Regions from separate parts of the Homo sapiens genome. Here region 1 is linked to region 2. A link is a contact called in ENCODE Hi-C or POLR2A ChIA-PET data. All regions are on one chromosome and are shown on one strand. Each heading gives the region's core, a stretch centred on a gene start or an enhancer-like site at or near the end of the contact. The rest is flanking DNA. Distances are from core to core; before and after follow the strand shown. Region 1 overlaps LINC00578 (long intergenic non-protein coding RNA 578). Region 2 overlaps LINC00578 (long intergenic non-protein coding RNA 578).

Region 1 (6,673 bases), core at 2,144-4,643, 240 kb after region 2:
GTTTTGTTCAATGATGCATACACCGCGGTGGTCCCATAGATTATAATGGAATTGAAAGGCTCCTATTACCTAGTAATGTGTTAATAATCCTGACCCTCTGTGGATCTAAGCTAATGTGTGTGTTTATGTCTTAGTTTTTAACAAAAAAGTTAAAAAAATTAATAGAAAAGAGCTTATAGAATAAAAATATATAGAAAGAAAATATTTTTGTACAGCTGTACAATGTGTTTGTGTTTTAAGCTAAGTGAGAAAGTTAAAAATATATGATGTTTATAAAGTAAAAAGTTACACTAAGCTTAAGCTAGTTTACTATTGAAGACAGAAATTAAAAAATAAATATAGCATAGTCTAAATGTGCAGTGTTTATAAAGTCTACAGTAGTGTACAGTGATATCCTAGGCCATCATATTCACTCACCACTCATTTGCTGATTCACCCAGAGCAACTTCAAGTCTTGCAAGCTCCATTCATGGTAAGTGCCCTATACAGGTTTACCATTTTTATATCCTTTATACAGTATTTTTACTGTACCTTTTCTACATGTAGATATGTTGGAATACACCAATACCGATTGTTGTGTTACAGTTGTCTACAGTGCTCAGTATAGTAACATGCTGTACAGGTTTGTAGCCTAGGAACAATAGGCTATGCCATATAGTCTAGATGTAGGCTGTACCATCTAGATTTGTGTTAGTACACTCTATGATGTTTGCACAACAATGAAATTACCTAAGGACACATTTCTCAGAATGTATTCCCATAGTTAAGTGACATATGACTGTGGTTCTATTGGTAAATCTATTCTGGTTTAATAGTCAACAAATGTAGATTTTACAATTTTTACTTTGCTTTAATATTCAACAAATGTCGATTTTACAATTTCTACTTTGCTTTATTCAGTGATTAGAAAATTACTCAATAATAGCCACTTAAATAAATTATGTATCAGGTGCTTGGGGCACAGCAGTGAATAATTCAAATACAGTTTCCACCCAGAGGTGCATTCCTCATGAAATAGAAGAAACCTGAGCTTCAGGTCCCCTCGCTAGCACAGCCCCTTCCAAGGTTCTGGGAGATGCCTTAAGATGCATCCACATGATTATATATTTTTTGGTAAAATATACAAAGTAAGGTATTTTTGTATTGTTCTTGAAGAACAAGTCTCCTTCCTACACTGTAGAAGCTGCAGGCACCACAAAACCTTCATCTGCCCCATCACTATCCTCATGGAGATTAGAGTCTAGCATTGAATAAGTGATCACAGGAGTGAAGGGTTTTGGGTTGGGAGGATAAATTAAGAGATTTGGTCTTTTTGAGGGTCAGTAAAGGTTTCTTGGAGAAACTGACATTTAAGCTGAGACCTGAAGGCTTTTATAAAAAATTTTTGTTCTTTGGCATGGAAGTAGCTGCCTCATCAGGCGGAGGGAATTGTGGGTGTCAAGGCCCTGGGCAGGGCTGAGAGAGGGCAGGGCTGGTTTGAGAGCCTGAACTGGGTACCTACAGTTAGCTAGCTGAGCCTAGCTGGTGAGCGGAGACGAATGAAGCATTTTGAACGTTATTCTAAGGACAATGGCATGCTGCTGAAAGGGAGTTACATAATCAGATTTGCATTAAAAAACCGAAAAAACACCACTCTAGCTGTAGGGTGGAGAATGAATTTTGTTTTGTTTTTACCCTCCAGAAACACCACCTGGAACACAGCTGTGACTTGATAAACAAGTGAAACATTCTTTGGTGTGGTGAGGGGAAAACAAATTTCTCAAAGGACACGCACCATGGTGTATGAGAGGACACTGGAGCCCAGCCAGCATCTGACATGCTGAATTCAAAGTGCAGGTGAAAGTAGGACAACTGATTCACAAGCTGGGATGCCTGTGTTGTTGTTTGCCAGTGTGCGTGTGTGTGTTTTCCTGGCACCCTTCATTCATTCCCCAGCACAGTTGACATCAGGTTGGAAGCAGTGAGTTCTGAGGGAGACTGCTAGAGGACCCAACTTGGAGAATCAACGATCTGCGATGAAGATAATGAAGATAAAGACAATGTCAATGTCAGCGTCCAAAATCATAAGGACCCTTTAAGAAGCTTCCAGAGCAGAAGTGACTGTGCAAGAAGGGCCAATAAAGTCTAGGCAATGCACGACCAGGCGCGGTCGCTCACGCCTGTAATCCCAGCACTTTGGGAGGCCGAGGTGGTTGGATTACCTGAGGTTAGGAGTTTGAGACCAGCCTGACCAACATAGTTTCACCCCATCTCTACTAAAAAAAAAAAAAAAAACAAAACAAAAGTTAGCCAGGTGTGGTGCTGCACACCTGTAATCCCAGCTACTCTGGAAGCTGAGGCAGGAGAATCGCTTGAACCCAGGAGGCGGAGGTGGCAGTGAGCTGAGATTGCACCGCTGCACTCCAGCCTGGGCGACAGAGTGAGACTCTGTCTCAAAAATAAATAAATAAATAAATAATAAAGTCTAGGCAATGCAGCAGACTGCAGACAAATGGGTCTCCAGACTCATGAGCACTTGGCTTTTGTTACTCTCACCTCCACCACCCTTTACCTGGTTCTATATCTGTCCTTTGGACCTTCCTGCATTTACCTTCCTGCTTTTGCTCCTTAGTCTGGTTTTGTCCCAGAATTTACTCTCCTACTGCCCGCTCTCCTGTCCCTGATGGTTCATAGTTTCTTACTATCAGGGAGAAACCCTGATATTGACTTGGCCCAGCAGTAATTCTGTCCATGCAATTCTCTTGCATGGGCTGTGACAGGCAGACACCTCACTAATTAGATCAGCACAGGGGTCTGCATACATTTAGTGTGGGGACCTCCAGCCCATCCTGGAGCGCACAAATTTAGTTCAGCACCATTCAGCTGCTGAAATTTGATGCAGTGGCCCTGGATGACCAAAGAATGTGGTGATAATTCTAAACAGGGTGTGTTCATTAAGTGAAGGAAATGTAGAATACGTTTTAGATGAAAAAGAAATTTTTAAGTTTGGAGGGTAAAGATCAATCATCCGTAAAACTAACTGATATATAACAGTTCATTTTTGTTGATACTAGATAAATAAGGAGTGAAGACATTTTCAGAATTACAATGGCATTTATCTGCCTTCATTAAATTAAGCTCAGGAAACTAATGCAGACTCCAAATTGCCCACAGTCTAACACAGTCTCTGCATCTGCGGTTAACAAAATTAAATTTGGGAAAATCAAGAGTAAGACTTTTAATGTTTCTACCACCTGTCAGCCTGGAAAGTTTTCTTAGTTTTTCTTTTTGGAGAGGCATTTGAGATTTGTGTTCCTGTCAACTTGAGAGAGGAATGGAGGAAGTCAAAGGGAAGAAGAGGAGCTGATGTTGCAGTCCGAGGGGAAACAGGAGTGAGGGCAGGGAGCCCAGAAGAGGGTCAGGGTGAAGATGGGTGTGGGGAAGGCAGAGCAAACCAGCTGCTGCTGTCAACCCTGACCTATTTCCTGGAGCTCTGGGAGCCCTCCCATCCCTGCTCTCAGCAACAGTGATGCTGCCTTTGGGCGGCTGTGCAGCCAACCCACACTGAGTGATAGCTGTCCCTGTCATTTTCTTAAATGTCACCAGTGAAAGAGACATTTCCACCTCCCTGGAGTACACATACTCCACTTGTGGATAAGTGGACACTTGGTTCCATTTTCACAGCTTCCAAAAATTGGTCACAGATGACTAACAATTGTGTCAACTTCTCTGGTATGAGAAGCCATAGATGGAGGTATACAGAAATGATTTCTTAAAAAATGTAATGTCCTTTCTATGTGGCAGTAAAACATCTTTCCTGCCACTAGGAGAAATGTGTTCTTTGAATTATTTTCACAGCCATAAAGGCAGACCTGTGAAAGGCTATCTGTACTGGATAGTTCTCTGCTTTCATGGATTTTATTCAGAATCATCCATTCTTGGAAATGGTGGGGAAAGGGGAAATAAAAAGAGAACAAATATATGTTGGATTAGTTAGTATAAATTATAATTCATAAACTACAGTGTCCAAGCAATATTACCTTCCACATATTCTAGAATAGCTTGGTTCCTATTTTTGAGCCCCTGCCTGGTGCCAGTAACGTGTTTTCAGCTAATTCAGGGTTTCTGTCCCCATTTTCCTTGGAGGAATATCTAAGTTCTTTGGGGATATTGCTGGTGCCAAGCATGAAGCTGTTGGAGAACGAGGAGGCTTTGGCATCTTGTCCTCAGCATCACGTAAATCCTATCAGAACTTAGAAGTGAAATGGGAAGGATTGTTTATCTCCTGCCCAACTAGCTGCTGGGTTGTTCCTTACTCCCACTCACAAGGTCTCTTTGTGTCACTCTAGGTCATTTTGCTCTCCTGAGACAGTCTGGGAACCACTTTGAGGCTGTTTGAGTCCAGAGCCATGGCCTAGGCCTCTTGCAGTGTGGGGATCCTGCTGTGTTCCCTCAGCCGAATCAGGGGCACTGGGCAGTGCCTTCCCCTCTCCTGGCCTATTCTCAGCCACGCCTAAGTGATCTTATTTCATCTTGACACTAACCTTGGATATTTGAAATAGAATTATTCATTTACAAAGGAGGAAAATGAGATTCAGACAAGCTAAATACATGCCAAAGCCACATAACTACAAGTGGCAGAGCTCAGTCTGCTTTCCAAACCCATGCGGCTCCCTTCATCACCGTGACTCACCCACTTTATCCCCCAACTTCGAGGAAGTCTCTTCTGATCACCCAAGAATAATGTCTGCCTCCTTAGAAATTTTGTAGCCGTTGGTGTTTCAATTTTGGGAGTGACATCTAATTGTCACACACTGTTTCACATGCTAGCTATCTGTGCACGTATCTAGACAAGCCTGCTTAGGCTGTGGCTCCTGGAAGGCAAAGACCACTTCTTGTGTTTATCTCTATCCCATCTACTAACACCACACTCTGCACATGATAAATGTTTAATATATGATTGATTACAATAAAAACGTGTTAAAAAATTGGTAAATGGATGAACCTCTACTTTCTATATGAATGTATTCTATCTGTGTGCTTACACTGCAATTATAGGCTAGTTAACAATGCATGGCCTATAGATGTCTGCCCTTGTTCTTGCCTTCTAGTTCCACAGTCCTTAATCCACACTGTACTTTGGAGAGCATACAGGTCCAGCAGTGATGCGGCTCTATCTCACGCCTACTCTCTTATTCTACTTACAGAATCTGCTGTCCCCTGACTTTTTAATTTCTCAGTTTTCTGACTCCATTCCCAGGCTCCAGACATAGGCCTCTATGCTCTTCTTTTTAAAGACAAGTCATTTGGACCCTTACTTGGAGCCTTTCTTGCCCTGTGGTAAGATTGAATCTCAACTCTGCATGCTCCCTCAATTGCCAGGGCACCTGGGACTCTGGGAACAGACAGGGTCTGTGCCCACATCAGCCTGGTGGTATTCTCACTGGCTTGGAGTATTCTTGCCAGTGTCCTCATCTTCCCACAGGACAGAAGGATTATCATACGGTGAACATATGGAGTGTTCCCAAGGTGCCTCTTAAAAAATCCCAATAACTGGTTCAATGGTACAGCTTAGAAATGCGTAATTGAATTTTTAAAAATAGTTTAGATTAAAATCTATTTAGAAAAGGGGGAAATGATATATTTTCTTATATATGCTATGGCAAAGTTTAATATCCAAGGATAATCCCTACAGAGTTGTCAGATCTGTTGGTTATAAGGGAGAGATACCTAATTTAAATTAATTTAAGCAAAAGAAGAGAATGAATTGTTTATATAACTGAAAAGTCTAGGGCTTCAGGCACAATAGAATCCAGTGATATCTGTCTTTCTCTAAATCTAGAGACTTTGCTTTCAAACTTTAATTTGGACCCTAACAGGTGGGGCCTCTCTCAGAAGCAGAGATACTTTCTCTCTCAGCATCCAATTAGTTGCTGAAAAAGTACTCTGAGTGGCCCTGCTTGGGTCATGCCCGCTATTAGACCAATCTGTATCCACTGAGAAAGGATATGCTGGTCAGCTTAGATTATGTTTCTTCTACTGTGGTTGTCAATGCAGGATCACATGATTGTGAGGTCCTCTAGAGTCCTCCAGACTAAGTGAGGCAAGGCAGATTCCCAAATGAAACAATGTAGGGAAGACCGAAATACCCAGCACATGCCCATTGTGTTCATGAATTAGGTCCTCCATAATGGTCCCCCCCCATCTCACTACCCCCAGTGAAATGAATCTATGCCCTACAAATGGCTAAAGGGAATTAACATCTGTTGATCTCTTGTTAAGTTCAAGCACTATGCAGGGAATATTAAAAGCATCATATTCTTTAACTCTTATAATTGTCTTCCTTTATTCCACCTTTTTAACAAGTCTGCCACCAGTTCAGCAAGGCAAGCTAGGTCTCGTGTGGAAGGAAAGCCCTGCAGCCCCTCAGCATTCACAGCTCTTATTTTACTCACTGGTATCTGGTCCTGTCCTCGATCACTTTACCCTGACCTAACACCAGTCTCTATTCCACCATCAGTCAGCCCAGTTTTGCTACACCAATTGACCATCTCCAAAGAGTTTCTGACCTACCCCCTCCTTCTACCTGACAGTTCCACACACAGACCCCTTCCTCATTCTCTGTGACTTACTGTATTAGTCTATTCTTGCACTGCTATAAAGAAATATCCGAGACTGGATAATTTATAAAGGA
Region 2 (6,629 bases), core at 680-3,179:
CTTCCCAATTGCCTATGAAACAAGAAAGTCTATTCATGTTGCTATCTGCTGTTTAAAGAACATTCATGTGTCTCAGGCTGGTGTAGTCCAAATATGATGCGGTAGGAAGGTGTTAGCAAAATTCAAGATCCTAAGGAGACATTTCTGGTGGGATAACAACAGTCTGACGAGGAGCTACATTTCCTGTCTTAGCATGATTTATATTGTTCCTTGCCCCCACGATGCGGAACAAGAATAACATTTTTACAAGAGACCTATATTTCTGCACAAAGAAGGGTGAGGGTGGGTGGCGTGAGAATCTCCTTGGTGATGCTTTGTCTGGAAATTCCTCCTTCTTATTTGGCAACTTAGAGAAACTGGGAGGCAGGGATGTTGAGAGAAATATGACAGGGTAAGACCATTTGGGGCCCAGCAGATGTGCTCAATTGAAGTAGGACATTGCAACCCATGAGGTCAGTGACCTTGTAGCTATGCAGCCAGGGCATAGTTCCCTAGAGAATGACAAAGGCTTGAGATCTGTCCTTTAAGGATGGATGGTCAAAGGTGAAATGCAGCCTGGAGAATCCAGACTGGGAGTGCCACAGGAAGGGAGCACTATGGGTCAGCAAGGCCTGGGAGACAATGTGCTTGCCTGGAACCGGAGCTCAGCACAGGTAGATGCAGTGTATAAAGTGCGAGAGACAATCAGAGGAGGTGTGAGTTTCCCTCGGAGGATAGCAAGGAGGGGCTCTTTCAGCAGTATAAAGCAATGTATGAACTGTACAGGCAAAGAGACAAAGACAGATGGAATATACAAAAATATAACCCGTAAATAGCAACAGTGGTGGCAGGAACAACTAGAACAGTCAGCTCCATGCATTGGAAACTGAGCTTAAATAAATTCGGAAGGAATAAACTATTAGAAACATGGACTCCAGAGAAAAGATGGTGCAAAAAAACCCAAAAAACCAAAACCAAAACAAAAAAACCCCCCACAGAATAGATTATGTCTTAGCTTTATAATAGAATACTATGAAGTCATTGTAAAGAATACATAGATTTATTTGCTTTCCTATGAATGTCAGATATATACTAAGTGAAAACATTATGTCCCAGACAGTGTACTCTGATCAATTTGTGGGAAAAAACTGTATATATACATAGGTATGTGCATGAATATGTTTGTGTTTATATGCATTTATGTCTGTAATATTTTTCTATGCATATTTACATGTATGTGATATATGGCACATTTTTAGAAGTTTTTGTAAATCTTCTAGTAGTTTTAGGAAACAATTCAGAGAGGGTCAAGTTGAGATGGGGGAAAGATTAGAAGAGAATATGAAAACAGAAACTTTAACTTTATCTCCTTGTACACCGTTGGCATTTTTTTCTTTTTACACTAAGTGTATATTACTTTAGTAATGATAACAATGATGATGACGATGGCAATGGGCAACAATAAATCACAAAGCAGAACTAGTGTGTATGTGGCAACTTTGTTTCTGTTCTCATTAAAGGAAGCTAGAATAATTTAACAATTGCTTAGTGAGTGACCAGTAATTCACCTAGCTGTGTGTTACTCATTGAAATGTGCTATAGAGGGGACAAAATTAAAATCTGAGGATACTTAGGTATGCTATACCGTGTTTTCATCCCTCAGTGAATCCTTTCATGTCCAAAGTTCTGAGTGTACCCTCTCAGTCAGCACAACCAGAAATTCTTTGGCTGAGCTGACACTGGCTAACCTTGCTGCCGCGATGCACGTGTCCAGGTCGGGCCTGTTGATTCCGGCTGGGGTGTCTCTAGTCACAGAGGTTCCGGCCACACAGCTGGTGCCAGAACAAGGGTCTGGCTCTTCTGTTAATCAGCCTTACTGAAATGAGCTGCAAACACAACCGAATGCTTGAGCTGACCTATGATCCTTCTGATTCAGGAATGTCTCATTTAATGCATCAACGGGCTTGAGTCTCCCCTTCCAGTGTGGGAGAACATGAACTACTTACATATCTTCTTAGGCCGGAAGGAGGGAGGCATTTCTCAAAAGCTATTCCTGAATGTCTTCCTCTTGTGATTTTAAGGGAGGAGGAGGCTTGTGGGGGTGGGGGATGGATAACATTCTTCAGTTTCTGGCTGGGATGCCAGCCCAAAAATCTTTTATTTTTTTTTTCTGCACCATATGGATACAGGAAAAATATAAAGGATGTGTTCTTTGCCCTTGAGGAATTTATAATCTGGTTGGGGGGCAGCCAAACTGCTGCTGGGTAGCCTCAGATCGGGTGCAGCATGAGCTGGTGAGAGGCCGTGTGTGCTGTCCCAGCAGGCCCCAGCTGTTCCCTTTTCTCGGGGTCTCGGCCTGAGCTCCGCCTGGGGCTGCAGGTCAGTGGGCTGCAGGCAGGCACTGTCTCATTTCTTTTGTTTCATAGCATTGGTTTTGGCCACAGTCAGGAATTTTTCAAACTAAAAGCTTCTGGTGAACAGTCTCTGGTTCAAGTTCACAAGCCACATCATTAATCATGAATAAATGGTTGTAGAACACCCTTTCTCTTGCCAGGGAAAATACAGAGAGTTATAAACACACAAACAAATAAACACACAGCGCCCCCAACTAGAAAATTGATACCTTCTGTGGCCAGGGCATTTTCAGAATTGGAAGACTTTAGACACCACCAGGTTAAGCCCTGTCATTTCAGTTTAGGGACAGAGAAGTAAAGGCCCATGTTCCATCGATGAGAGATAATCTATTAAATAGCCCATATTTTCTGACTCCTCAACCAGTATTTTTTCCCATGGTAGAATTTGAGAATGCCTGTTAATGTGGACTGAGTTCATGTCATTCCACTGTATGTAAAATGAGAGGAGATGAATTTCTAAGTGATAGCTTCGTTTTTACTTTTTGATTAGGTGACTACCTAAAGGCAACATGAGCAGTAAGAAAATAAAAGTTTTTTTTTTTGTTTCGAGACAGAGTCTTGCTCTGTCTCCAGGCTGGACTGCAGTGGCACGATCTCCACTCCCTGCAACCTCCGCCTCCCGGGTTCAAGTGATTCCCCTGCCTCCTGAGTAGCTGGGACTATAGGTGCGCGCCACCACACCTGGCTAATTTTTTGTATTTTAGTAGAGACAGGGTTTCACCATGTTGACCAGGATGGTCTTGATCTCCTGACCTTGTGATCTGCCCGACTTGGCCTCCCGAAGTGCTGGGATTACAGGAGTGAGCCACCATGCCCAGCCAAAAAATTTTTTTTTGAGAAGGAGTCTTACTCACTGTCACCTAGGTTGAAGTGCAGTGGAGACATTTCAGCTCACTGCAACCTCCACCTCCTGGGTTCAAGCGATTCTCCTGCCTCAGCTTCCCAAGTGGCTGGGATTACAGACACGCCACCACGCCCGGCTAATTTTTGTATTAGAAAATGAAAAGTTAATTTATCTAATTGGGTTTTTGTCTCTGTCAGGTATGAGAACAGAGTAAAGATGGGCTGGGATGGGGAGAGAGAAGGGCCTGGGTCTGCAGATTAGATGGCCCATCAGAGCAAGTTAGGGGCTGAGGTGGGTTTATAGCAGAAGCAAGAGAGATAACATCTAAGTGAAGGTGGGAAAGAGCAGGGGCTGATGTCTGGCAGCGGCAGCAGGGAGCGGGGATCTGTCAAGAAGAGAACCAGCAAGACTCCAGTCCAAAAGGACTTGTGACCAAGGCAGGGATTCAGCCATGGGAAATGAAGAACATCCCCAGATACTGAAATGGGCTGCTGAGCCAAGGACTGAGTTATGAGAAGTAAGGCAAAATTTTAGAACTAGGCACAGAGTTCTACCTGGATCAACAACAGGGCTCACTAGTGGAGTTGAGCCTGTGGAGTCTAGAGTCTGTCAGGTTGGGATTCCTTAATTTCTTCCAAACCATGAATGGGTTCTGGTGTAAGGCTTAAGTCAGCAGGAGGGAACAGGGAGTCGGGCTGGTAACTGTAGGAGGTAGATGGGAGCAGAGCCTAGAATTTGGAAATGGATGAATTAAAAGCAGCTGGACAGTTCAACACAGAAGGGATTGGAGGTATGTGAAGGAGAATGGGCCCAAGGTCAGCTCAGAAAGGCTTGGCTTTCCTGGTTCTCAAAAATTTTAAAGAAAAGCTGTTAATTAGAATGGTTGTTCATCAATGTATAAAAAAATAGAAAGGCAGAGTCTAGAGGCAAATGTTGGCAGTGCCTGTACAAACACTAACCGGAATAAAGGATGTGAATGTTATCAATAAACTTGGAGTTTCTGGGTCTCACTGCTTGTATTAGTCTGTTTTCACACTCCTATAAAGAACTACCTGAGACTGGGTAATTTATGAAGAAAAGAGGTTTAATTGACTCACAGTTCTGCAGGCTATACAGGAAGCATAGCTAGGAGGTCTCAGGAAACATAATCATGGTGGAAGTTGAAGGGAAAGCAGGTATGTCTTACCATGGTGGAGGAGGAGTGAGAAAGCGAGAGAGAGAATGTGCCACATACGTTTAAATCATCAGATCTTGTGAGAACTCACTATCATAAGAACAGCAAGGGGGAAATCACCCCCATGATCCAATCACCTCCCACCAGGCCCCTTTCCTGACACATGGGGATTACAATTCGATATGAGATGTGGTGGAGACAGAGTCAAACCATATCACTGCTGGACTAGGACTTTGGTGAAGAAGCTATGAATTATGTGGATTGTCTTATAGAAGCTCCTCTTGCCTCCCTCTGGTTCCACACCCTCTAGACAACCTTCTGAGTGAGATTTGACTCCTTATATAGGCAGGACACACCAATAAGTATGCTCTGGTGCAAAGGAAGTTTAGTTTCATTGTAATACATTGAGTTTCTGATTTAGACATTGGTCTCTGTGAGCTTGGTTAAAGTGTGATTGTCATTAAAAGATGAATCTGTTCTTGATGTGTTGTCAAAATCTGCTTTTGTAAAGCTGATGGTGATACGGGAATGCTGGGAAGGGAAGAGCATGGTCCCTTTAAATGATATGGAAGAGGGGAAGGGAAGTGTTGGGTAGAGGAGGGTGTGGTCCCTGGCTAGGGCTCTATCCCCCCCATGGACCTAGGTGAGGACAAGCATTTCTGCTGTGGCGGCCAAATGTTGCAGTTTCCAAGACCACCCTGGCCTGCCATGCCCCCATGCTGGGCCTATAAAAACCGGAGACCCTAGCAAGGCAGAGACAGAAGCTGCTGGACGGCGGGAGGAACACATTGGCCGAAGAACACAAGCGGCTGGACATTGAGAGGATGCCAAGGGAAGCACGCCTGCGGCAGAGCGGAAGAGCACGCCTGCGGCAGAGCACGCCTGCGGCAGAGACACTGACAGATGCAGCAGGCTAGCAGACGGAAGGAGGTGGAGTTTGGCCAGGGCAGTGGGTGGAGAGCCTGGGTCACCCAGCAACTTGACTCTGGGGGAAAACCACCTCCCTACTGGCTCCCCCATCTGCTGAGAGCTATTTCCACCCAATAAAACCTTGAACTCATTCTCCAGGCCCAGTTGTGATCTGATTCTTCCAGTACACCAAGGCAAGAACCCGGGATACAGAAAGCCCTCTGTCCTTGTGACAAGGTAGAGGGTCTAATTGAGCTGGTTAACACAAGCCACCTATAGACGGCAAACTAAAAGAGCGAAACTAAAGAGCACCTGGTAACACATGCCCACTGGGGCTTCAGGAGCTGTAAACATTCACCCCTAGACACTGCTGTGGGGTCGGAGCCCTACAGCCTGCCGGTCTGTATGCCCCCCTAGAAGTTTGAACAGCGGAGCACTGAAGAAGTGAGTCACACCCCCATTGCACACCCTGCAAGAGGGACAAGGGAACTTTTCCTGTTTCAATGGGGATTGGCAAAGGCATCTCAAAAAAGGGCAGCTTCCAAACAGAGACTCAAAGGACTTTGTAGGAGTTGGAGAGAGTGTAGTAGAGTGAGGGGGAAAGATGAGAATACAAGAATTTCTTTCTTTCTTTTTCTTTTTTTTTTTTTGAGACGGAGTCTTGCTCTGTCGCCCAGGCTGGAGTGCAGTGGCGTAACCTTGGCTCACTGCAAGCTCCACGTTCCGGGTTCACGCCATTCTCCTGCCTCAGCCTCTGGAGTAGCTGGGACTACAGATGCCCGCCACCGCACCCAACTAATTTTTCTATACTTTTTTTAGTAGAGACGGGGTTTCACCCTGTTAGCCAGGATGGTCTTGATCTCCTGACCTCATGATCCACCCGCCTCAGCCTCCCAAAGTGCTGGGATTACAGGCGTGAGCCACCGCAGCCTGGCCAACAAGAATACAAGAATTTCAATAAGTGGTCTGACTTGGGAGGTATAAAGGTGAAGACAGCAAACATTAAAAAGTCCTTGCGGTGGGGCGTGGTGGCTCATGCCTGTAATCCCAGCACTTTGGGAGGCCGAGGTGGGCGGATCACGAGGTCAGGAGATTCAGACCATCCTGGCTAACACCGTGAAACCCCATCTCTCCTAAAAATACAAAAAATTAGCCGGGTGCGGTGGCGGGCGCCAGTAGTCTCAGCTACTCCAGAGGCTGAGGCAGGAGAATGGTGTGAACCTGGGAGGCGGAGCTTGCAGTGAGCTGAGATTGCGCCACTGCACCCCAGCCTAGGCGACAGAGCGAGACTCCGTCTCAAAAAAAAAAA

Evidence for each region. A loop is a pair of places that touch in the nucleus more often than their neighbours do. ChIA-PET counts read pairs that join two places held with the same protein, here RNA polymerase II (POLR2A). Pooled maps may share reads with other maps.
Region 1: a map of heart right ventricle shows a loop between it and region 2 (1.9-fold over the local background). The contact joins two enhancer-like sites. A Hi-C loop is called at or near these places in 3 of 168 maps with a recorded cell type or tissue (PC-9, Right ventricle myocardium inferior and heart right ventricle) and 1 of 50 pooled maps. POLR2A ChIA-PET finds 5 or more read pairs at or near these places in 1 of 52 experiments (IMR-90).

The regions. Positions count from the first base shown.
Region 1 is chr3:177,750,230-177,756,902 of GRCh38, forward strand. It overlaps LINC00578 (long intergenic non-protein coding RNA 578), which reads left to right. Exons shown (of 4, transcript NR_047568.1): 4 at 1,682-2,475. Among named protein-coding and RNA genes, the nearest start is that of LINC02015, 63 kb to the right of the region's middle. Within about 2 kb of position 3,394, at least 10 of the 41 ENCODE cell types and tissues checked have a DNase peak (open chromatin) inside an H3K27ac peak, as active enhancers do; they include heart right ventricle, where a contact is called at or near this core.
Region 2 is chr3:177,514,507-177,521,135 of GRCh38, forward strand. The region is part of intron 1 of LINC00578 (long intergenic non-protein coding RNA 578); the gene reads left to right. Among named protein-coding and RNA genes, the nearest start is that of LINC00578, 76 kb to the left of the region's middle. RefSeq lists an enhancer at 2,039-2,803. Within about 2 kb of position 1,930, at least 15 of the 41 ENCODE cell types and tissues checked have a DNase peak (open chromatin) inside an H3K27ac peak, as active enhancers do; they include heart right ventricle, where a contact is called at or near this core.